Linked DNA regions of Homo sapiens: regions 1 and 3 are each linked to region 2. The links are chromatin loops, found by intact Hi-C in ENCODE. Cell type or tissue: A673. All regions are shown on one strand.

The links. Hi-C counts contacts between places; a loop is a spot of excess contacts. Peaks named below come from ENCODE experiments on the same cell type or tissue, not always from the same donor. Only the 100,000 strongest peaks of a DNase experiment are listed, where the experiment ranks them.
Region 1: it touches region 2 in a loop (3-fold over the local background); 19 of 110 quality-filtered maps call a loop at or near these places.
Region 3: it touches region 2 in a loop (5-fold over the local background); 59 of 110 quality-filtered maps call a loop at or near these places.

Annotation. Positions count from the first base shown.
Region 1 is chr2:223,615,044-223,623,043 of GRCh38, forward strand. No RefSeq gene overlaps it. Among named protein-coding and RNA genes, the nearest start is that of SCG2, 17 kb to the left of the region's middle. RefSeq lists an enhancer at 3,056-3,711. In A673, a CTCF peak has its summit at 3,230 (motif pointing left); a DNase peak (open chromatin) is centred at 3,318; H3K27ac peaks cover 2,167 bases.
Region 2 is chr2:222,967,477-222,975,476 of GRCh38, forward strand. No RefSeq gene overlaps it. Among named protein-coding and RNA genes, the nearest start is that of ACSL3-AS1, 52 kb to the left of the region's middle. In A673, a CTCF peak has its summit at 4,395 (motif pointing right); DNase peaks (open chromatin) are centred at 2,225 and 4,415; H3K27ac peaks cover 451 bases.
Region 3 is chr2:223,098,347-223,106,346 of GRCh38, forward strand. The region is part of intron 1 of LOC124907986 (a long non-coding RNA gene); the gene reads left to right. It overlaps LOC105373905 (a long non-coding RNA gene), which reads right to left. Exons shown (of 3, transcript XR_923950.4): 3 at 6,958-7,039. Among named protein-coding and RNA genes, the nearest start is that of KCNE4, 50 kb to the left of the region's middle. In A673, a CTCF peak has its summit at 3,567 (motif pointing left); a DNase peak (open chromatin) is centred at 3,545; H3K27ac peaks cover 1,593 bases.

The sequences.
Region 1 (8,000 bases), 650 kb after region 2:
GGCTGCAGTGAGCCATGTTCACAGCACTGCACTCCAGCCTGCAGCCTGGGCAATGGAGCGAGATCCTGTCTCAAAGAAAAACAAAGAAAGAATAGAAGCATTTGCTTCATCTCAATCTCTCAGCAAGTCTGCAGCTTTACGCAGAGCTTTCTTCAGTTGTCCGAAGAGAAGAGCAGGCTGCTCCCGGACCCTGAACGTGACCCACAGGGTATGTGGGTGTTTTAGAGCCTTATCTCTGTGTCTGGAGCCTGTCCCCACACCTGTGCTGCTCTAGAAGACACTACATGCTCCAGGGGTTTACTATGTCTCTTGCACCCAAAGATAACAAATCAAGTCAAAGAAGGGGTCTTCTTTTTTTTAAGACAGAGAGAGAGAGAGAGAAAGGGACCAAACAGATACTTGCCAGAGGCCAAGACATTCTATGTTTTTAGGATATTCCTGATCTTGGGGCTTTGGAATTAAGTTCTCATAGCTCTCATCAAGTAGTCACAATAGGACACTCAGCTAATGACTTTTCAGGATTTCTTGGATGTGGAAAGATAAAGTGGCAAAACGAAGGGTATGTGATCATGAGAATAGCTAATGTTTATTAAGTTGACTATATGTCACACCGTTTACAATTACTATATCTTTACACTCAACCTATTGGGAATATTACATGTTGAACTATGTTAACTTGCCATTTTTAGATTTAGAAAATGATCGAATATAGCAAGTTCATGTGGTTCAAGCTAATATCATTACCATTCTGTTGATGAGGAAACTGAAGCTTAGAGAGGGTCATGAATAGATGCAAGTGACCTGTGGTCAGATGATCTAGATTTGATTTCTGGTGACACCACTTAATAATAGTTTCTACCCTCATAAGGATGTTGGGGGGTGGTGGCTGTTAAATAGGATACTTTAATAAATAAGGGCCTAGCACATTTTGAGATTGCAACATTCTTTTTTCTATACCAACTAACCCTTGATCAAAGGAGAGGAAAAAATAAGTAGACTAATCCCCATTCCTAGGCAGTCAGAGGGTTAGGGGTGGGCGCTGGGCCTCCTGGTATCCTGCATTGACTACCAGGCCTGGTCCTGTTGTCCCCAGTTCCCAAGATCTAGTAAGAGAGAAGCATTTAAATGATCACTCTGAAAAGGAGGATTCAGTGATGAGTAGAACATAGAGCAGTGACTGGGTTTGAAATCAGGAAACTGGGGACAGAGGTCCTTTGTTGAGTTTCTGGAGACTTGGGATGACACTCTCAGTTTTGCTTAAAGGGACCACTAAGAAGGCAACAAAAACTACTGGGGTGGAGCATAAGAAAAACAGATACAAAAGAGAAACTGTCAAGAGTACCCATTGGTTATATCACTGATCACCATTTCCCAGGAGCCATGGAAATGGGAAGGCTTCCCAAGAGGCCCTCAAAAAGCTTCCTCTACTGCTGCCTTCTCTTTGCTACCCTGGGGCTAGCTATAAAGGAGAGCCAGGCACCAGGTTAGCGGTGCTACACAGATACAGGAAATCTCAACCCCTCATCGGTATTAAGATTACGGCTTCCCCTCATAGTCTCACTCTTTTATTCTACTCAAAACCATGATTAGTTGAGTGAAATAAATTTAAACTTGAGAATTTGGCAATCATCTTTTAAATAAGTGGCATCCCCACTGAACAAAACTAAATCCAACTGGGTATTGCTGAAACCAATTCTGTATAGTTGGGTCTTACATAGAGTGCATGGTAAATGTGTTCTCCCTTCCAGCCTCCTACCGTAGCACCACGAATCTTCCATGGAAACAATTATCTCCTTCAAGAACCAGCATGACTGGCCGGGCCCAGTGGCTCACGCTTGTAATCCCAGCACTTTGTGAGGCCAAGGTGGGCGGATCACGAGGTCGGGAGATCGAGATCATCCTGGCCAATATGGTGAAACCCTGTCTCTACTAAAAATACAAAAATTAGCTGGGCATGGCAGCGCGTGCCTGTAATCCCAGCTACTTGGGAGGCTTAGGCAGGAGAATCACTTGAACCCAGGACGTGGAGGTTGCAATGAGCTGAGATCATGCCACTACACTCCAACCTGGTGACAGAGCTAGACTCCGTCAAAAAAAAAAAAAAGAAAGGAAGGAAGGAAGAAAGAAAGAAAGAAAGAAAGAAAGAAAGAAAGAAAGAAAGAAAGAAAGAAAGAAAGAAAGAAAAAAGAACCACCATGACTGATGGAAGTTTGAACTATAGGTGCAAAATCCAGTAAGATGGGTATGGGCCTTGCTACATTCAGATTTGCCTCATTTTGTGCTTATCATTACTCATGTAATTACTTGTCACCATCAACTCAAACCAAAACCACAGAGCTTTTTTAAAAGGGGTTGACAAGGAAAAGGTACTTGTTTAGGGAACACTTTACCTCATCTTGTCCCCACATAGACCTGTCCCTCCATAGCTGCATCTCAAACCTCAGACCTTAGCCTGCCATTAGCACCAACCACATTGAAATCTCAGTTTCCTGAAGCCATGTTCTCTGACAGAATCAATCTGTAATAATGACAGAACACGCTATTTGGATAACCTTCCACTCATGCATTTATTCATTCATTTGCTCATTCATCAAATGTTTATTGAACTGATTGAATTATTCAGAAAGTAATGGTGCTGTGCTCTCTGCCCTCTTCGAGCTCACAGACTAGTGGCTGGGACTGAGGGTGGGTGCACTGAGCGGGGCGGGGGCGGGTAAGTGAAGGAGGCATACACGTACATCCTTGATGGATAAAACAGAATAAAACATGTTCTCGAGAGAGGCACAAGGAAAAGGCCAAGAGGGAATAGGAGCAATTAATTCTCCAAAAGTTTCAAGAGAGCCTTCATGGATATAGTGACATTTGAACAAGACCTTGAAGAAGCATTCAGGAGGAAGAAAAGTGAGGTAAGAACTTGCTCTCCTGAGGGAAAGGACTGAGCAAGATACAGACTGGGGAGGAAGGAGGTTTGCTGGGGGAAAGACTTTGGTTTGCCACAAGGAAAGCAGCCAACCTTTAATGAAGGTTCACCTTGTTCCAAGCACAGGGCTAAGTGCTTTACATTAATTAAAACATGCAATCCCTATAATAACGAGACAGGTACCTTCATTGTTCGCACTTTACAGAGTGGGAAACTGAAGGCCCCAAAGATCTAACAACTTTCCCAAGCTTGGATGTTTATTAAAGTGAGGAGCAGAGACCCCTGCAGGCAGTCTGCCTTCCTGACCACACCCCGCATTGCCCACGAGGATTGTGGTAGAGAAAGTCAAGCAAGGCTGGAGTCTTGACAGACATTGTCTCAAATGCAGATGAGGGGATTTGGGCTTCATTGTCAAATTTTCTAAGGAGAGAAAGGAAATAAATGACAACATGAGGGAAACAACTGGGGCAGCTGTGTGGAGAATGTATTTGCATCTTAATGAGAACATTTAACGCCTCAAGCCAGAGCTTCTAAAGAAGGGAAATTCAGACTTTCAGGTCGTCTAAAGAGGTTAGAGACTTACACATAAACGGAGGGCAGGCCCAGATCAGCTTAAAGACCCTTCACACATCCTGGGCAGGTGGCTTTCTACTGGATAGGAACCCACCTCACCCCCCCACTGCCAACGAAGTTATCTGGATCAGTCTTCTCGTTCTACAGATAAGAACAGAGAAAACTGCATTGTTTTGCCCCAAATCCCACAGCTGGAATGTGGCTGAACAGAGGTCCAAGTACACTTCTCTATCTCCAAGTCTTGCGTTTCTTCCACGGCATGGCCCAGGTTTACACTCCCCAGTATTTAAACCAGCAGGAGCGCACCAGCGGACTGCTCCACAGCCACACCTCCAACCTCTCCCGTCTACTTCAGCCCAAGGAGCACAGCCAGCCCTGGAGGAGCTGCAGCCCAAGATGTTGATGCTGCAAACAGGGAGATGCTGCAAACAGGGACAGTCGACCTTGACTGTCCTCCCAAACTAGTGAAGGTGCACTCCCTCACAGTCTGGCCCTACCTCCCACTCTCATTGGCCCTTTTTCTTTTTCTTTTTCTTTTCTTTTCTTTTTTTCTTGTCTGCAAAGCTTAGACCAAAGTAAGTAATCTAGAAATATCCAGAAAAGAGTTAATTAAAACAACTCAGGTTGAGAAGGCAGATGCAGAAAATCAAGGTGCTCCTGAAGTTTTGACACAGGACTCTAAGAGGGAGAAATGAATCTCAAGACCGCTGTGGGACACGTGCTCCCACAACTTCACAATTGAACACAAAGAGCTATTGCCTTACACCTAATTGCTCCAAATTAGGTGTTGCATGTAATTGCATTAAAGCCTTGCTAACTTCTTATTCGTGCATTTTTAAGGGGGGAAAAAGCCAGCCTGATTTCAGCTCTGTGCTCCTCTTCATGCCAATCTCTCATTCATTAGCTGCATTGTCTTGAGAGGAGAGTAAGGAGTCCTTCCAGCAGAGCACCACTTTTCCTGGAGTCATTCAACTTTCTGCAGATTTGATGAGAGTAAATCCCACTAGAATTTCCCTCCCTTAGCTGAGACCATGGCTACCTGAGCTGAGAGAGGAAGACTGGGGCTGGCGGATGGGAGTAAGGGATAGTCCTGGCCGCCAGCACATAGGCAGTCAGGAGAGGCAAATGCAGTCATACCTGGGTGGCAGCCTGTCTAGTGACACTCGAAACCAGGAATGTGGCAAAACTGGTGGTGTTCCTCATGGCTAGAGAGATAGTAACAGGACGCATTTTTCCAGAGGATGGTTCTGTTCATATCTAAGTCAGGTGTGAGAATCCAAAAAAGTCCAACCAAGTAGGATTTTGACCACTACCTGTTTAGAACCCTTCAAAGGCCAGCTGCTGCCCTAGATTAACTCCCAGTCCTGATCGCTGCCCCCGCCCCCTCCCGCTGCCAGTCCCTGCAGGGCCAGCCTTTGCTTGTCTCCCAAGTCCTGCTCTCTTTCACTCTCATCTCTGCCTTCTGTTCCTCAATTATGTGGGGCTTTCTACTGCTCCAGAACCTTTGCACATTCCACTGACTCTGCATGCAGTGTGGCTTCTTGCCCCTTCTACTTAGCTTCTATTCACAGTCTGTAGTCCTTACTTTACTCATCATTTCCTAATAGAAATTATCCCTGACATCCCAGGTTAAAGCAGGTTCCTTTTTCATAAACTCTCAAAGAAACTAATTTCTTACTGTATTGACTATAAATTCTTATTTTTTGCATTCTTGATGCTCTGACATTAGGAGCCTTGATCCTGGTGAGACTGCCCCTCCCAAGGCCAGCTGATCTCTACTTCCCTGCGAGCAGGCCTTTAATACACAAACCAAGAAATGCACAGCCCACACCTGTAACTATCTCCTTTACCAAACTGTCACAAGCCATGTCAACATTACCCTACCCTAAATCATCCCAGGGCCAACTATGGGACAACCAGAGAACCCCTCTAGAGCTCACATCCCCCAGATTATTCCAACTATCCAATCCCAAGCTTACTCAGTGTGCCTATTCTGCCTCACCCATTCCCTCCTATTAAACCCAATAAAGGCTCAGGGGCTTGCTCTGCCCTTCCCCATCTCTGCCTCTTGGCCCATCCTGGCCCTACCCCACGTGGCCCTGCATGGCATGGCATGGCATGGTGTGCTGTGCTTCCTATTTCCAGGAATCAGTGAGTATAAACTTCTTCCTTCATAACAATCATTTCTGTGTCTGCACATCTTACCATACTCATTTAAAACAAATACTGGGTGCACCTTAATACATGTACTCTCACAGGGCTTTCCTGGGTTTTTCCTATGATTTTTTTTTATGTCTGGCCCTCTAGCTTGTAAGCTCCCTGAAAGAAGTTTCCACATCTGTCAGTGCTGACGTGTGTGTGTGTGTGTGTGTGTGTATTGTGTGTGTATGTGTGTGATGCAGTCTCCCTCTATCACCCAGGCTGGAGTGCAGTGGCGCAATCTCAGCTCACTGCAGCTGCCACCTCCAGAGCTCAAGCAATTCTCTGGCCTTAGCCTCCCAAGTAGCTGAGACTACAGGTGTGTGCCACCATACCCAGCTGATTTTTTTTTTTTTTTTTTTGTAATTTTAGTAGAGATGAGGTTTCACCATGTTGGCCAGGCTGATCTCGAACTCCTGACCTCAGGTGATCCGCTCGCCTTGACCTCCCAAAGTGCTAGAATTACAGGCATGAGCCACTGCACCCAGCCTATGCTGACTTTTTAATCCCAGTACCCAGCACTGGAGTGATGCTCTATTAAACAAAAAAAAAATCCCAGTCCCCTGAGGGGAACAAGCAGCACTGTACGGGAAAGAGGAGGCCATGGCCTGCAGTCACAGACCAGATGACACAACTTGCATGGGAACAGACCTGGCACACAGGTGGATGGGTATCCAGCACTCCTCTAAGATAGGGGAGAGGCCAGGTGAGTGACAGTCAGACCAGCTCTGGACTTGATAGGCTGGAGAGATAAGCCTAGTGCCAGTGAGGTCTGGCTCACTGGTAGGCAGGTTAAAGGCATCTGTGACTGGTTGAGAGGGTCGGTGGGGAGCTTGGAGAGGCAGGTCTAGTCAAACTGACTGGTGAATCGGTTAGCATTTTAGCACACCCATCCTGAGAGAGCCTCAACAGGCCACTCACTTTACTTGAGGATCTCTACCATGTAGACAACATGAGGATCATAAAATAATACATGAGGGAGGGGGCAAAAAATAGGGGCTCCACCTTGCCAAGGAGAAAGTCACGAGTGCTCAGGACCTTACTTTGACTACTTGTCTGGAAGAAGCAGTCTGTGTTCTCAGCACACCCTTAGGATACTGCAGAGTACATCCATTGAAGCCCAAGGGCACTTAGAAACACAATCCGCGTGATGGTTGACATGGCTGTAACTGTAAAATAACAGCAGTGATAAACAACCCCCAGGGCTTAATCACAGGATGCCCGAGTGTCACTGTTCCTTCTCGCTTTCTCTTTAAAATGTGTCACAGAAGCTAATCATATATGCTGAGCATTGTGCTGGAAGCCCCTGCTCTGCTCTCTGACACAAGCATGTCCAATTAGAAGCCTAGCATCAAGCACCTCTGACCCTATCCGTGGGAGGCAGACTCCTGAGCCCTGGATTCTATTTCCAGCCTCTGCAATGCTGAGCCGGGTGAGGTGACGCATCACCTCGCCTGGTGTTTTCTAATTGACAGCCTGAGAGCATCGCATCAAGTGTTCCTTTCTCCAAGCCCAATTAAGTAGTTTCCTTCTCCCAGAAGGCAAATTTAAAAAAATTCTCTTTTAACTCCACTCTCCATTCCCATTCTCCAACTCCTAACCATGTCTGCATGGGCAAGCACACTCATGTGTTTAATGTGTATCTTTTTGCTTGTTTATATTCTTGCAAAATGGGCTTTGTTGTTCTGTGTGTATCTTTAATTTACCTACATTGTATTGTGTTAAATGTCTCCTTCCATTTCTTGTATTTTTATAACTCATCACTATGCCGCTATGGTTTATCCAAGTTGCCAGGTGTGAATCTAATCAGCACGGTGTAGGTATGAATGCCCCGTACCGTACTGGCCACTGACCCAGTGATGGCTGCTGCATTTGCTTCCAACGCTGCCTCACTGCAAACAGTATTGTAGAAGGTATCCCTGTGTGTATCCATTAACATCTGTGCATATTCTTATTTTTCTAATGCCAGATTGTTCTCCAAAGGCTCTTGAGGGCTTCTCTATCCTCACATGCCCATCCTTGCCAACTAGTGGCATTTTCCGGCCTCCTACTTTTTGACAAACTTATATGTGTAAAGTGATATCTTGTTATTTTATTTTGCATTTATTTGATTACTAATGAGTTTGAACAAGACTCCATGTGCTTGAAGGTCTTTGGACTTCCTCTTCTGGTTAGTCTATTTGTATCCTTTGACTATTTTTGTTTTGTGGCTGATATCTTGTAGAGTCTAGATTTAAATCCCTTGTCAGTTTTAAATATTTCAACCATTTTATCCCATTATGCCATCTATTAACTTTGCTTATGGCGT
Region 2 (8,000 bases):
TTAGAGGATTTTATTTTGTGTTCTATAGCTTAACTTATCTTTGTTTTGGTTGGAGTCATTTAAAAAACTTGTCTCTATTCTGAAATAACTGCACAGTCTTCATCCTCGTTCATTTAAGTCGAAGTGCGAGGCAATGAAAAATCGTGCATGTGAACAAGATCTGTCAGGTAGATGGATTTGCGTCTGGGAGATTGAGGACATCCTAAGTGCCAGAATGCAGAGATGTTTCCAGTGGGGCTATCAATTTGTTTCAAGGAGGACCCTTTGATGCTTAGACTGGGGAGTAAGGTGGGGTAGGCCAGGGAGATGTCTGGTTTCTAGTGTGCTGAGAGAGTGCAGTGGGACAGGGCAGCCCATGTCCACACCTTCATTTCACTGCCTTCATTATTCTGTTTCTGAGTGCTGAAACCTATCAGAGTCTGGCAAGGTAGATGGGCGTATCGCCTCCCATAAGGACTCTAGGCCATGGTTCCTCTGATCTACTTCATCTGTTTTCATCCATCTTCTAGTCATTTGTTGAATTTCTATTCAGTGACAGCCCTTCTTTTACTTTCTTTATCGTTGTGCATTAAATCCTTTTAAATTGTCTTGCTGTCATTTTAAAGAGAACCCAGCTGAAGATGGAGTTAAACAGCCTTCCATTTAGAGCTGGAATTCCCCTGTTCTATCCTATTTAATGAGCCATTCAAATCAAGATAGTTTTCTGTTGATGGGACTGGCTTTTCAAAAAGGCACAACTAGATTATAATCCAGAATGGGGAGGAAATAATGCCTTATTTTTTGTTTTGTGGAGGCTAGCCCAGTATCTTTTATTTGGTAGGTGCTCAATTAATGTCTATCAATTGAGTTTGCTTTAACATTTAAGCTCTACCATTTTTTTTGTTTCACATTTTTGTCTGCTCTCACAAATGTGATTTCTCTTAGAACAGACTCAAACATCTGGAGAGCCATTTGTATCTCCATTTTTATGGCCTTTTATATTTTCAGTCTTGACTATGCACTTCTACAGGATTTGAAAGAAATGAGAAAATACAGTAAGCACCCTATGTGGAGAGATTCATATTCCATAACTTGTCTTCAAAGTTATAGTCCTCTTGACTCACTTTACTTGCATGTAAAAACATAACTTGGGCATTTTATTATCCCTTATTGCTTGCTTCTCATTTTGTTGCTGTTCAATAGGGAAAGTAGGTTGTTTCCTATTGTAATTTCCAGAGTTCTTTGAGTTAAGGGGTGATTTTTCCTCCCTTCCCCATGGCTGTGAACACGTGGATGTGCACACTTGCACGTGTCCCTTACCCCCGTGCATATCTCAGTATACTCTGGACATTTTTCTCTTCAAAAGAAAACCAAGTTTCTGATTTCAGGTCATCCAAATAGATACCATCAGGCAGAGCAGCGTGACATGGTTCTTAAGTCCCATAGGTCACGTTTTTGGTAAATAGCTGTGTCCTGTAACTGTCATTCCCGTCATGTCTAGCTTACTCACCAGTGAATGCATGACATTTTCTTGGCCTTGGAATGTTCCATCTCAATTAAAACTAGAGGGAAAAAAAGCCATTCTTCATACTGTAAATATGAGAAGAGTACATCATGGAGACTTTTCTCATCAAACTGTAGAGGAAGAGCCTGCCCTGCTGGGGCCTCTTGGGAGACATACCTGGTTCAGGATGGAACCAGCTCAGGAGGACTGGAAGAGTCCTTTTAGTTTGTATTGTGTATTGAGAAAATTTATCGTAACATCTTTTCCTTTTGTACTGCCGTAGTCAATAAAACTATATAATTAATTAATTCACACCTATTCAACACATGTTTTGCACAGAGTAAAATTTAGCAAAATACGCAATACAATAAACATAGAATTAGACAACATAATAGAAGGGATATATATATATATTCCTTCTACAAATATAAATTGTAATATATATTTAAATTGTTATATATATATATATATATATATATATATATATATATATATATATTTAGGGCTAAGAAAGACATGACTTTGAATAGTAACCCAGTACCATTTTCTATCTATCTATCTATCTATCTATCTATCTATCATCTATTTATCATCTATTCTATCATAGTGATAAATATACATAACATAAAGTTTACCATTTTAACCTTTTTTTGAGTGTACAATTTAGTGGCAGTAAATACATTCTCAATGTTATGCAATCATTGCCACTATCCGTTTCAAGAACTTTGGCATCACCCCAAACTGAAACTCCACACCCGTTAAACACTAACTCACCATTCCTCCCTCCCCACAGCTCCTAGTAGCCTCTATTCTACTTCTCTTCTCCATTAATTTGCCTATTCTAGGTACCTCAGTGGAATAATGCAATATTTGTCCTTTTGTGTTTGGCTTATTTCGTTTAGCATACACACTTTGAAGGTTTATTCATGTTGTAGCTTACATCAGAATTTCATTCCTTTTTAAGGCCTAAAAATAATACATTTTCTGGGTGCTGTGGCTCATACCTATATTCCCAGTACTCTGGGAGGCCGAGGCAGGAGGATCACTTGAGCCCAAGAGTTTGAGATCAGCCTGGCAACATAGAGAGATCCCATCTCTACAAAAAAGTTTTGAAAATTAGCCAGGCATAGTGGTGTGTTCCTGTGGTCCCAGTTATTCGGGAGGCTGAGGCAGGAGGATCACTAGAGCCCGGGAAGTTGATGCTGCAGTGAGCCATGATTGTACCATTGCAGTCCCACCTGGGTGACAGAGCAAGACCCTGTCTCGAAAACAAGACAAAACAAAACAAAACATTGTATGTTTATCCCACATTTTGTATATTCATTAATCTGTCCATTGGTATTTGGGTTATTTCTACCTCTGGGTTATTGTGAATATGATGTTATGAACATTAGTGTACTAATATCTGTTGGAGTTTGTGCTTTCACTCTTAAGTATATATTCAGAAGTGAAATTACTGGATCGTATGGTAGTTTTATGTTTAACTTTTTGAGGAAACACCCAACTGTTTTTCACAGCATCAGCACACCATTTTACAGATCAGGAAAATGAGGTTCAGAGAGGTTAAACTACTAGCTCAGGATCGCATAGCTGGCCTCTAATGAGGATTATTAAATTTAGGTTTGTAAACAGCCTTCCATTTAGAGCTGGAATTCCCCTGTTCTATCCTATTTAATGAGCCATTCAAATCAAGATAGCTTTCTGTTGATGAGACTGGCTTTTCAAAAAGGCACAACTAGATTATAATCCAGAATGGGGAGGAAATAATGCTTTATTTTTTGTTTTGTGGCTGGATAGTGCATTCCATAAATGGGCTTTCAATCAATCTTTACTCTCTTCCCTTCCCTTTCTGATGCTAATTCATACATACTGGTCTAAAGTTTAAATTTACTTATGAGTCCACACTCTTTCTTCCATTTTCTTAACATATTACAAAAGCAAACAATCTCTTTGATCTTGGCTAAAATGATTCTAGAACTTTCTCACACCTCAGAAGTGCATGCTTCTTTCAAACAAACCATGTGCTGGTTACAAATCATGGCTCTTTGTCCACCGTCTTTCCCCAGGCAAGCTTGGGTGGCTGTAGTTAATATAGTTCGAGGGTCTTGAGGTAGTGGAATTGCTGTACGAACCCTTGGAGTGTAGAATTTTCACAATGAAGATGGATCTGGCCATTTTCCCCTCTTCAATCCCAAACACACAGGATGGAATCAGTGAGTTGACACTATGCATGGGTAGGCCGAGTAGGAGGGAAATTGTAAGGTGTGTGCAGTGGAATTTGGAGGGTCAGGTGGCCTTTCTTGTCCCAGACCTGCCTTCCCCACTAGGTGACTAGCGGCCTTTGTCTGCCCTCATTCTCCACCTCCTGCCTGTAGGTTGGCTGTTGGTCATTCGGGTCGGTATGACTGGACATTAGTGCTCCTCTCCCAGGAGTGTTTACATCTAAAACCTGAGTTCTGACAGTGGAATAAAAGGCATATTACAGAGGGCCCACCGGACTAGGGGGTGGTGTGCTGGCCTCACATGGTGCTGCTGAAATCATGCCTCCTAGGACAGCCCCTTTAGATACTGAAGACTCATCTTACCTGCTCAGTTTCCTGATTCAGAGAGTGAACTAGATGCTGCTGCTAAGGGAAAGACACTCTGGGAGAAGCCAAACCGCAAGGAGCCTTCAGTTCTCTCCTTACTGGGCCAGGAGGAGGAATTTTTTTTTTTTAACTGAAAAAGGGAATTACCAGCTTAAAACACAACCAAGAAGCCTTTAGCATTGAGGACTGGTGAGGAGAGGAGGTATTCATTTTGGTGTGGGGAGGAGACATCAGTAAGCTTTTCTTTCTCGTGTACACACACACACACACACACACACACACACACACGCTGGGACGTAAAAGACGTTTCAGTAGGTGTCATTCCCAAGCTGTCCACAAGATGGTGCAGAAACCCTGCTCACAGTCTGTCCTCCAAAGGCACCACCTCTGGAGTGATTTGCAGCCTCTGCAGGCTGCTGGTAAATTGAGGTTTGGAGAGCAGCATGAAGCTTTCACCGCGGTGAAGATACCTTTGACATTTTCGGGATTCTGATTGTAAATTCAATTAAAAATCGATTGGGTTCCAGTAAACAAAATGAAATGACAAATGTGTACAAAAGCTCCTTGTGCAGGGCTTAGCCTGGAAGAGAGATGGAGGTCATATAGGAAGGCGTGGAAGGAGACCTGGATAAGCTGCTGTGGGTGATACGACACCTCCTGTTCCTGGGGAATCTTGAAGTCTGCGGGGGGTTCAGCTGTGCATCGCTGGGCATTTACCGTGGATGGCACTCGTCTGCATGCTGTGGAGACAGTCATACGGAAGAGTCCCGGTCTTTAGAGAGCTTGAATCTGTCAAAAACTCATACCAGAAAAATAACGAGTGTGCCAGATGGTGGTCAGCACTACGGGAAAGATATTACAGCCGACCACTGGAGGTGCAGGGTTTCACTTTTAAATAGCGTGGCATCGGAGACCTCTTGGAGCCAGTGACATTTCAATAAGACCTGAAGGATTGATGGTGTGAGCCACGGGAGTTTTAGGGGAAGACCATTCTAGGCAGTGGGCACAGCAAAGGCAATGGTCCTGGGGTCGGGAGGTGCCTGGAGGAGGCATGGAGGACCCAGGAGGCTGATGTGGCTGCTGGGGCAGGTGAAGGGGCAGGGCAGGATATGAGTCAGAGAGATTCTAATGGGGGAAAAGCCGGAGATTTCGAAGCTGAGTGATCACACGAGACCTTGCAGCACAGTATAAGGACTTTCGACTTTACTTTGGAAATTGCTGGAAGCCATTGAGCGTTCTGAATAGAGGCGTGGCATGATCTGCCTTGCATTTTGTAAGGATCACTCCGGCTCTTGCATTGAGAAGGTCCTACAGGCAGGAGCCGAAAGACCAGTTAGGAGACAGCTGCCATGTCTGGGTGAGAGATGGTGGTGACCAGGCCCAAAGGGAATGACAGTGGAAGTGAAGAGAAGTGGTCAGATTTAGGATATCTTTGGAGCCAGTAGAGTTGATGGTAGATTGAATGAAAATTTGAGAGGCAGAGAGGGGTCACGGATGACTTTGAGGTTATTTCCCTGAGCAATTGGGCAGATGGAATGGCAATTAACTGAGATAATTTGGAAGGGCAGGTTTTTGGGGGAAAGATCAGGAACTCAGTTTGGGATATGCTGAGTGCGGGATGCCTTTCAGATGTCCAAATGGAGATGTTCAGATCTATGAAACTAGAATTCAGGGGCAGGGTCCAGTCAGATATAAATCTGGGAGTAGCAGGTCTGAAGATGATATTTAAAGGCATAGACTGGAGTGACAATGGGTAGACAAGAGATAAAGCCCAACACTAGTGCGCTCCAATGTTTAGAGTTTGGGGAGGTGTGGAGGAGCCAGCAGAGGTAACTGAAGAGGGTGGACCAGTGAGGTCGGAGAAAACTCATGGCCGAAGAATGTGGTGTCCTGGAAGCCAAGTAGGTAAAAGGCTGAGGAGGAGGGAGAGGTCTACATGTCAGCACGGCCAATGTTTGGGGCTGGATAATCCTTTGCTGTCAAAGGCTGCCCTGTGCATTATAGGATGTTTAGCAGCATTTTTGTCTTCTTCCCACTGGATACCAGTAGCACTTCCCTCCCTACTGTGTCAACTAAAAGTGTCTCCAGACGCTGAGTGCCACAGATCCCCAAAGGACAAAATCTTTTCTGATTGAGAGCACTGTTCTAACTCAAGAAGTGGAGAACTAAATTCTAGCACAGGAAGCTCTCTCTTAACCCAGGGCAGAGGAAGCTACTGGAGAGGCTGACATGTTTTGAGTTGAACTTGGAAGGTTGGGTAGTGTATTGACAGAGAGTAGCTGGGGTTGAGTGCGGAAGGCAGCTCAGCCTGGGAAAAGTTCCTGATGCTTGACAATGTCCCTGCACAGAGAACCAGCATCACTTTTTGAAGCCATGGAAATAGCGATATCATTTTTACCATCTCTTCCTTTAGGCACAGGCATGGTTTCCATGACATCTGTCTTCCCAACAAAGGAAAGGAGGTTAAATGAATTTTTTTTTTCTAAAATATAATTTAGGGAGATTTAGGCATGACCATACATGTCACACTATTTAAAAAATGTTATTAAAAAAAGAAAAAAAACTGCACCCCTGCCCTCCTCAGCTCTCCCACCTCCTACCCCTGGCATCTTTCCAAATTATAAATGAGAAGCTTGTCTTTCCCTCAGATTCCATATACGAGACCAAATTGTTTTTTTCCATCATTGGAATATAAATTATTGCTTTGTTTAAATTTGATTAAAAATCTCTCCCTTCCTTTCAACACACGCACAGTCATGTACACACACGCACACGCGCACACACACACAGAACTGAAATACAACTTTGGTTTTTTAAAAATTTATTTTAAGCATCTACTCCATGCTCATTAGGAGTTTTACTGAGCACTTATTGGAGCAATTCTTTTTCTGGACATTTAGCCAATATGTCCAGGGGACGCACTCATGTTGCATATATAAGAATCTCAACAGAAAAAGTATTTAGGGTGAGAAGGGGTAAATTGGGTTTCACTTTGAGAGGGGGGAGGTTTAGATATGACTCAAGGCCAGTTTAAGTGGAAAGTGTCAGGACTTTGGAAGAAAGGAAAGACTTTTGCAGCAGAGGAGAAGGGAAACTCCTGGGTAAATAGGAGGGACTGGCTATCAGCGTTATGTTATCTTCTTGAAACTTGCTGGGCAAACTTCCTAATGGCAAGTTATAAGGAAATGCATTAATTAATGAACATGACATTCAGATGCAGACTCTGTAAATCTGGGCATGAAAATGGCCTGTTTCAGGGGTTCCCAAGACTGGCCCCTCATCATCATCATCAGGGATGCTCAAAAGGATGGAACCCTCCCCTAAAGATTCTGGATCTATCCACGTGGGGTAAGCTCAAGGCATCTGTAAGTTGTAGAAGTTTCCCAGGTGCTGCATATTAGTCCTGGACTCCACATTGCCATTTGGGAATTATTTGCCTAATTTTAACAGAAATGAAGGAGCTTCGGGTCTTAGCCAAGAAAGAGATTCTGTAACTTTGTGAATCTGATTTCCCTTTTTTTTTTTTTTTTTTTTGAGATGGAGTCTCACTCTGTTGCCAAGACTGGAATGCAATGGTGCGATCTTGGCTCACTCCAATCTCCACCTCCTGGGTTCAAGTGATTCTCCTGCCTCAGCCTTCCAAGTAGCTGGGATTACATGCATGCGCCAACACACCCAGCTAATTTTTGTATTTTTAGTAGAGACAGGGTTTTACCATGTTGGCCACGCTGATCTCAAACTCGTGATCTTGTGATCTGCCTGCCTTGGCATCCCAAAGTGCTGGGATTACAGACGAAAGCCACCGCACCTGCCCCCCCCTTTTTTTAAGTCAACAATTTGGTGGCTAAATGAAGATGGTAAGATCTGAGCAGATATGTAGTTCAGAAAATAAATTTTTGACTTTTTATTGTAAGGAGACTTGAGTTGAG
Region 3 (8,000 bases), 130 kb after region 2:
TGAAAAAAAGCCAATACCCAAAGATTACATACTGTATGGTTTCATTTATATAACATTTTTGAAGTGACAAAATTTTAGAGATGAAGAGCATATTAATGGTTGCCTGGGGTTAAGGAGAGGGGAAGCTAGGGGGAGGGAATCCGGTGTTGTTCTAGAGGGTGGCGTGGTGTTAGATTGTGCAGCAAGTTGGCTGTGGTAATAGGTACACCTCTCTACACGGGTGACAAAAATTGATGGCACTCAACACACACGCACACACACACACACACACAAAGTAAAACTGGAAAATCTCAATGTAAATGAATTTGGTCAAAATTAATATCTGGTTGTGATATTGAGCGATTGTTTTGCAACATGTTATCACTAGGGAAGCTGGAAAAGTGCACAAGGAATCTCTGTATATTTCTTACAACTACTATTATCTCAATAAAAATTCCAATTAAAAAGAACTTAAAAATACTTCTGAAAGTTATTTCTACTCTACAGCAGTTAACAATAACAACTACATACAAAAGTGACTATAAAGTACATGCATATATTATTGCTAAACCGAAACCAGTGTATTACTAAATCTATTTTTCCTTAGCCAAATCCCAAAATTTCTTTGGCTACTCCAGTGCTATCCAATGTGAAGGGAAGTGTGACAGAGGAAACATTGGAGTGGAGAGGAAATAATCAATGGTATTAACACATTGGGGTTAAATTAGCTTACCTCTGCAAATGTTACAACAATCTACCACCATGTGAATACATTGCTAGATCCTCCCTGCATGAGTGGGTGAGGGGCTCCGAAGCTTAATTAAGCCCCATAGTTTCCCTGAGTCTGTGCCTGAACTAGGCCCAACAGGGGTCTCAATGACTGAGTTCATCGGCCTCTCCTGTGATTCTTGGTGTCTGGGTTGGGCTGGCCATTGGGTAGTTTGAAACAAGGCTGCTAATCTTTAAGTTTTTCAAATTAAGTTTTTTGTTTGTTTATTTTGAACTCACAAAAATTAAAGAATGTGGCAGAGGCATATGAAATGGTATGAGAGGTTTGCTGTAAAACCCTTTGCTTTCATTTGGACTTTGGAATAAGGGGGTTTCATTAGAGAGCCCTTTTTAGGGAGCTTATCTTCAGAAGAAACTAGGACACTGATGAGGAGGCAGTTTTACCTGTAAGGTGGTTCAGCTTTTTGAACTCCAAGGACAATGCCATTCAAGAGCTTGACAAAGCAGTGGGCAAACTCCTTGTGCACTTCTCCCGTGACTCTCTTCTTCCTTCCCTGGGATAAGGCATGGTTTATCTGGCTGCTGGGATGGGAAAAGGCGATCATGCCATCCATCATGCTCAGACCTTTGGATTCTTTCCTTCAGAGCCACCTGCCCACTTGCCTCCTCTTATCCCTTCTCCTTACAGAAAGTTCACCAAGGCAGATCTGTGCCTTACAGGGTGAGAGCAAGGGCAGCCAAGTCCCCAGCTGTCCCGCCCCTCCCTGGGTCAGGAGGCTTAGCTAGGTGGAGGATGAGGAGAAGGGACTTTCTTTTGCCTTTGGGCTTAAGCTATGACATCAAATCCTGCTTTATCAATGATAAAGCCAAAACTTGGACTATGATCTTATTCTTCTTTCTACCTCTCAATTGGTTCAGATCTTGTAGGGTTGAGAAATGTGGTGAAATGAAAGCTTAAACACACGAAACTTACATTTATCTACATGTGTAATGTTCCAGACACATCGTCTTGTGAAATGCCCTCGAGAGCCTTCTAGGCACATTTAGGTGCATCACCGGCATAAGCACCCGCTCTGGCTCTGGACACACAGTGACCACAGCACTAGTCTACAGAGAGGAACATTTTTTTTCATTTCAGTACTGTACATTCCTCCAAGAGTTTTTGAAGCAGCTGGCCTCACGCCCAGTAGTTCTGGGGGAATCATTTGGCCACTCAGTCCCAGTCTCCCTCCCAAACATGTGGCAGTCAAGGAGAATATTCCTTTTATGATCTCAAGTCAGCTTAGAGTAAAACCAGTCCAGTTTGTAACAGAGGAGGCTGTGGACATAGCAAATAAATCACCAGTAGAGCAGAGAGGTGGCTCCACCTCCCCATGCCCTGGTAAGCTCCTGGCTATGCTTCCTAACTGGGAAGGAGATAGCAGACCAGCTAAGCACTGGAGCATCTGCCTCAGGTGACTTCCCCACCCCCACTCCCAATCCAGCTTGGTGTAGGATTTTCACATTCTCTCCTCTTTATTTCTTTTTCCTCCCCCTAGTCTCATTTGCTTTGGGAAAGACATTTATAAATACAGCTGGGAGCCTCATTTTGCCAATGAATTTTACTTGCCTGAGAAGAAAGCAAAGTCTAAAGTTAGCTTCTGAATCTTGCAATGACAAATTGGTTATTGATACCAACACCATGTTGGTATTGGTGGAATACCATGAGGACACTGGACCGATGCCAGTGACACAGATCGGGCAGGCGAGCTCTTGTTGCTCTGGTCAAGCTGCTGGCTCTGCCCCAGATGTGCCACTATCATCACATTTGAGTGGCATCTCCTTGGCTTGTGAAAGATTCATCCTCTGTGCATCAACAGACTGGTATTCCCAGAAGAGGAAACCAGATTTCGGTTCATGATGTGGTAGAAAGAGCACTAGTCCAAACTCAGCGGGCCTGTTTCTAGTTCTGACCTTGTCACTTGCTGAAAAGCTTCAGTTAAGTCACTTTTCAACAGTGCCTCAGTTTCCCTTATCTATATAATGAGCAATCAGAGCAAGTGCATCTCTATTTCCTTTCCAGCCCTCACTGTCTAGAGTTTATCAGTGCTCTAGCTTATAAAGTGGAAGGAAACAGAACTTACTGGGCAGTTTCTTCATGCTGGGCCTTGAAGCAGAGACTTGATACTGTTCTCATTTAATCTTCAGAAAGTATTATTCCAGTTTTACAGAGGCAGTAACTGAGGCTCAGCGAGATTAAGAGACTTGTGCAATATCACACAACTGATCTACTGGTGAGCACACATTTTGTTACAAGTGTCAGGAAATCCAGCTTAACCTGGGTTAAGCAAAAAAGAGAACAAGGAGTTTGAAGATGTGACCAGGAACTGGCTTCTTCTCTCCACCTATCAGCTCTGTTTCCTTTGTGCTGGTTTCATTGTCAGATTTCCAGTGCTAACCATGTGGCTGCAGCAACTCCAGCCCTCACATCACCTGGGGCTGACCAACTGCTCTAGTTTGCCCAGGAGTTAGGGGGTTCCCCAGACATGGGACTTTCAGTTTTAAAGCCAACAAAGTCCCAGTCAAACTGTGACAAGTTGGTCTCCAGCATCAGCTACAGATTCAAATCCAGCAGGAAATAGCATGCTTTTTCGAGTAGCTCTTGCAAAATATTCTGACTTGCTCAGACCTGACTGCTTTATACCAGGATCTCTCCCAGAAACAGTCCCTGTGGCCGGTTCGATGCAGGTGTGCTGATTGGCTTAGGCTTGGGGAGAGCCCTGCCCAGACCATATGCTTGGTGGGGGAGGGGAAGAGCCCTAAAAGAAAGCAGAGGCTGTGGTCAATAAGGAGTGTAGGATCCTGTGGAGGTGAGTGGGAATGACACCCTCTGCTGGTAAGTGGCAGGATCAAGTTTCAAACCCCAGTCTCCTTACTGTGAACCACAGGGAGATGAATTTCCAAAAGATGCTGCGATTCCTTGCCAGGTATGGTCAAGACAGAATGCCCAGCTGAGTTAGAGACTGGTGATTCTGATGCAAGAACTTTAGGAGTTCTTGGCTTTGTGGCCTTTGAATAGAGAACAGATACATTCCCTGGCCCCTACTGCACTGCAGGATTTAGGAAGGTGGTGGACACCATGTGCATGGCGGTGCCTGGCTGATTCTCACCATGTGAGCCTGTCAGCTACATCCTGCAGCACCCTGTTTGATGCCAGTGGCAGAGCCACGCCTACTCCCTGTGGAAATACAGTTTCCGCACAGGCTGAAGGACATCTGTCTGAGAGATTGACATTAAAAAAACATTAAAAGGTGCCTTCTGTGTGGTACCAGTTTAGAGTGACCTGGCTGCTAATACTGTCTTTTATTAAAGCTTCCAACAACAGTTACTGGAGAGCTACTAGGCTAAAAGGAAAGATTATTTTTGGCTCTCATACTTCCTGTTTGAGGAGAAAATGGTGTTCCAGAAAGACTTACAAAGACTGAGAAACTGCTAACATAATGACATTGAAGACGGGAGAGAAATTTCACACTGAAATTTTTATTTCAAGTGAGAGAAAAAGTGTGAAAATTATTTTGAGGGTGATGATAGAAACATGTTGCAATCAGGAAACAGAAATATGTTCTACTTAAAAAGGCCTAATGTTAGAGGTGTATCGGATGGTTTTCGTGCCAAGTTTATCTTCCTGCATATGAAAAATTTTAGAAGTGTTACTAACAGGAATGACTCTACAGCAGAATGATTATTCAAAAATTGCCTTGTATTTAAACCTCCACAAAGATAGATTAAGATGAACTTCAGTTGACATCTGTTGTTTTTTCCTGCACAGCATCAGTCTCTCTTTCTCTGCTAATGGCACTTTGATTTCATCTTAAGGAATTAACCTTAGCTTTACCTTTTCTCAATCTGTGTAGTTTTGGTTGGCTTGAACTCCAAGGTTGAGTGCATGGTCAAAGCTTGGCCATTGTCAAAAGGCAAAATTACAACATGTTTACTTTAAAAATCTTAATTGGTTTTTATTTGTGATTCTAGCACTGGGGGCAACACATCATCTTATAAAATAGAATTAGTGTTCTGATGAGCTGAGCAGAGGAGGTTGGCTTTACAGACAGAAAAGGGGTGAAGAAAAGCAGAAACAGGTATCAAAAAGAGGACTGGTTGTTTCAAAGTTACTTCCCTTGTAGGGTTAAAGCAGAGCGAACTTCCTTATTACACTGACTCAGGTTGACTAGAATCTCCAATTGTTTTTTTTTTTAGTTGAAAACCAGCCCATTTCAAAGTTCGTTTTTCTTACGTGGCAGTTAGCACAAGTGACTCCATTCTGGTTTCGTCTGGTCTGCTGGGGCCTAGTGAAGAAGACTAATCCAAAACAATCACCTTCCATAAACTTTAACCCCATTTCGTCACTGTAATTGGTTCATGTTATGTGATCCAACTTAGGCTAATAAAGATCAGTGCCGAGATTTTTGCTTGACTACAGAAGAAAAGATACTCAGTTTTTGTTGTAATTGCTAAGCTGGTAGAATAAAAGGCCGTCGATGCTAGTGACCACCTTTGCCTAGACCAAAGGCAACATGGTAGAGCCCACGATGTTGAGAAATGACACTTTGACAATATTGCTTGAATACCTGGACCTGGCTGTGCCCGAAGTGATGGATTTCTCAACTCTATGAGCTTAAGCCAGTTTGATTTGGTCTTGGGTCACCTGCAAATGCAAATCCTAACTAATAGATGATGAGAGTATTGTAACTAACCACATAATTCATTTGGAACTCAGTTGTCCAACAGCTTCACCTACGTGGAGCAAAGAAAACTGGGAACTGAGTACAAGGGAACTCTGAAGAAACAAAGTGTCACATAATATATGCTGAAGATTCTGAGATGGACTCAGAAGCACGTCTTTTATTTAGAGTTGTGTGTAAAGTAAGAGTCAAATGCCCTCAGTAGTTTTGCTATTTGGTTTTCAAACCCGCAGCAGATAGGGAGTGTTATAAGGCAAGAAGTAGCCACACCAAGCAGGACCCAGAAGTGAGGAGCAATGAGGCAGTCTAACATGGGCAGAATCAGAGAAGCCACAAGGATTCCAAATCTATAACAGTCCAAGTCATTCAGCTTGAGGCCAAAAAGAACCTGTATCATGTGACTGTTGTTGGTAAGCCCTGTATCATCAGGAAAAGACTGCATGCTGGTCCACTGTTTGCTGTTTTAAAAGGTATGGAAGTACATAACACATTCTAGAAAGTGTTCCAAGTGTCTTAATTTACAAAAAACAAGTTTTGGTTGTAAAAGGGGTAAATTTCATTAAATGGAAGAGCTCTCCACCAAGTTCAATTTCCTGAGGGTAATGGAAGTGTAGAAATGCTTTTATATTGATTTAGAAGCAATGGTTTCTGAGGCCTTTTACGGTTTACCACTAAGTGAGGCAGCCTGTGGTTCTTGATTTTTCTCTGCTTCAGTGGAACCACAAATTGGTTTTGCTGCGGGTGGTGAGGGAGAGAGGGACAGACCAACATGATGATGAAACCCGCGGAGGTCAATCTAACTGCATCTCAGAAGGGACGTGACACGGTGCCACCTCTTTGAGCATTTGTTCTAGGTGGAATATTTCTGTGTGATAGATAATCTCTTTCAAATCTAAGAATCTATAATTACATGCTTGGTTTAAGTGGTTATTTTTTTCATTTAGTTTTAAGTAGTCTCCCATGGAATACAACTATTTTCTCAGATTCGCTTTTTCAGAATGCAAGAGTCATCTCAGGTGTAGATAATGACTTATCTTTCCAGAATCCCTGGGTTAGCCTGGGTTGTGGCCAAGAGAGCTGCCTAGTACAATTCCTGCTTCTCCTTCCATGGATTAGGGCTTTCTTAGGAAATGGCAGTCCAGCCAGGGACCACATTCCTTGGCTCCCCTTTTATCCAGCAGTGACCACATGATTAATTCTCACCAAGGGAACATGAGCAGATGTGATGTGTGTGGATTCTAAGTCATATTTTTGAGAAGCGTGTGTGCCTTCTTCATGATTTCTCCTCCAGTTAGATACAGAGGAGTCTGGTGGAGTCACAAGTTGGAAGACATCTTGTTCTGGAGTTGCCACTTAGAGAAAAGACACCCTCTAACCAGTAATGCCTTCTTCAGACTGTTAGGTAGACGGTCAACAGGTGGTTTCGGGTGGTCCACAGATACAGTGTTAACATTTACTTGCACAGATTATTTCCTTTTTAGTTGTTTCACATTCTTTGATAGTGTCATTCCTTCTGCTGCACTAGATTTTAATACCTCTGTAATATAGTCTTTCCTTTAAATAAAAAAAGATAGCAGGTCTCAGAGTCTTCTGGTAGCAACGCTGTCTTGCTAGGATTAAAAAATATTGATTTGTTTTCATTATACTTATTTTAGCATTCATCTTTTATTTATGGCAAGTAAAACTGGTTTTCTAACTATAATAGGAAAATACATTTTTCTTTTAAATATTTGTATTTTTAAGAGGAATGTGAGGTGATTAAAATATTAAGTAATAGGAATGGTGGTAGCTAAGATGAATGCACTACTATAAAATCCATTGATGAACTGGTTAGTATAAGATACTGCCATATTATTCTTCTGCAGGTTTTGGTATTGAGAATGAAGGTGACTAACTTTTCATTGAAAAACTGTTAAAAAATAGCAACAGAGTGAGACCCTGTCTCAAAAAAAAAAAAAAAAAGAACCAAAAAAGTTAAACGAAGTGTGATTCATTCTACTCTCTGAAAAATTCCATTTAGATCATTAGGATGAAATCTCGTGGTATTTTAAAATTTGGGCTATCTTCATTTCTGATAAATGACATTTATAAAAAACAACTTTATTGAGATATAATTGATATATCATATAATCACCTGTTTAAAGTGTACCATTCGGTGCTTTTTAGTATATTTATAGAGTTGTGCACCATCACCATAACTAATCTTAGAATAATTTCATTGCCCTGAAATAGACAACCTGTACCTATTCAGTCCCCTTTCCCTCCAAATCTGCTGCCCCAAGCTCTAGATAACCACTAACTTACTTTATGTCTCTATAGATTGACTTATTCTGGATATTTCACATATATGGAATCCTACAATATGTGTGCTTTTTATGACCAGCTGCTTTGACTTAGCATAATGTTTTCGAGGTTCATCCGTGTTGTAGCATGTATTAATACTTCATTTCCTTTTATTGTCAAATAATATTCCATTACATGTATATGCTACAGTTGTTTATCCATTTACCAATTGATGAACATTTGGGTTGCTTCAATGTTTGGCTATTACAAATATTATTGCTGTGAACA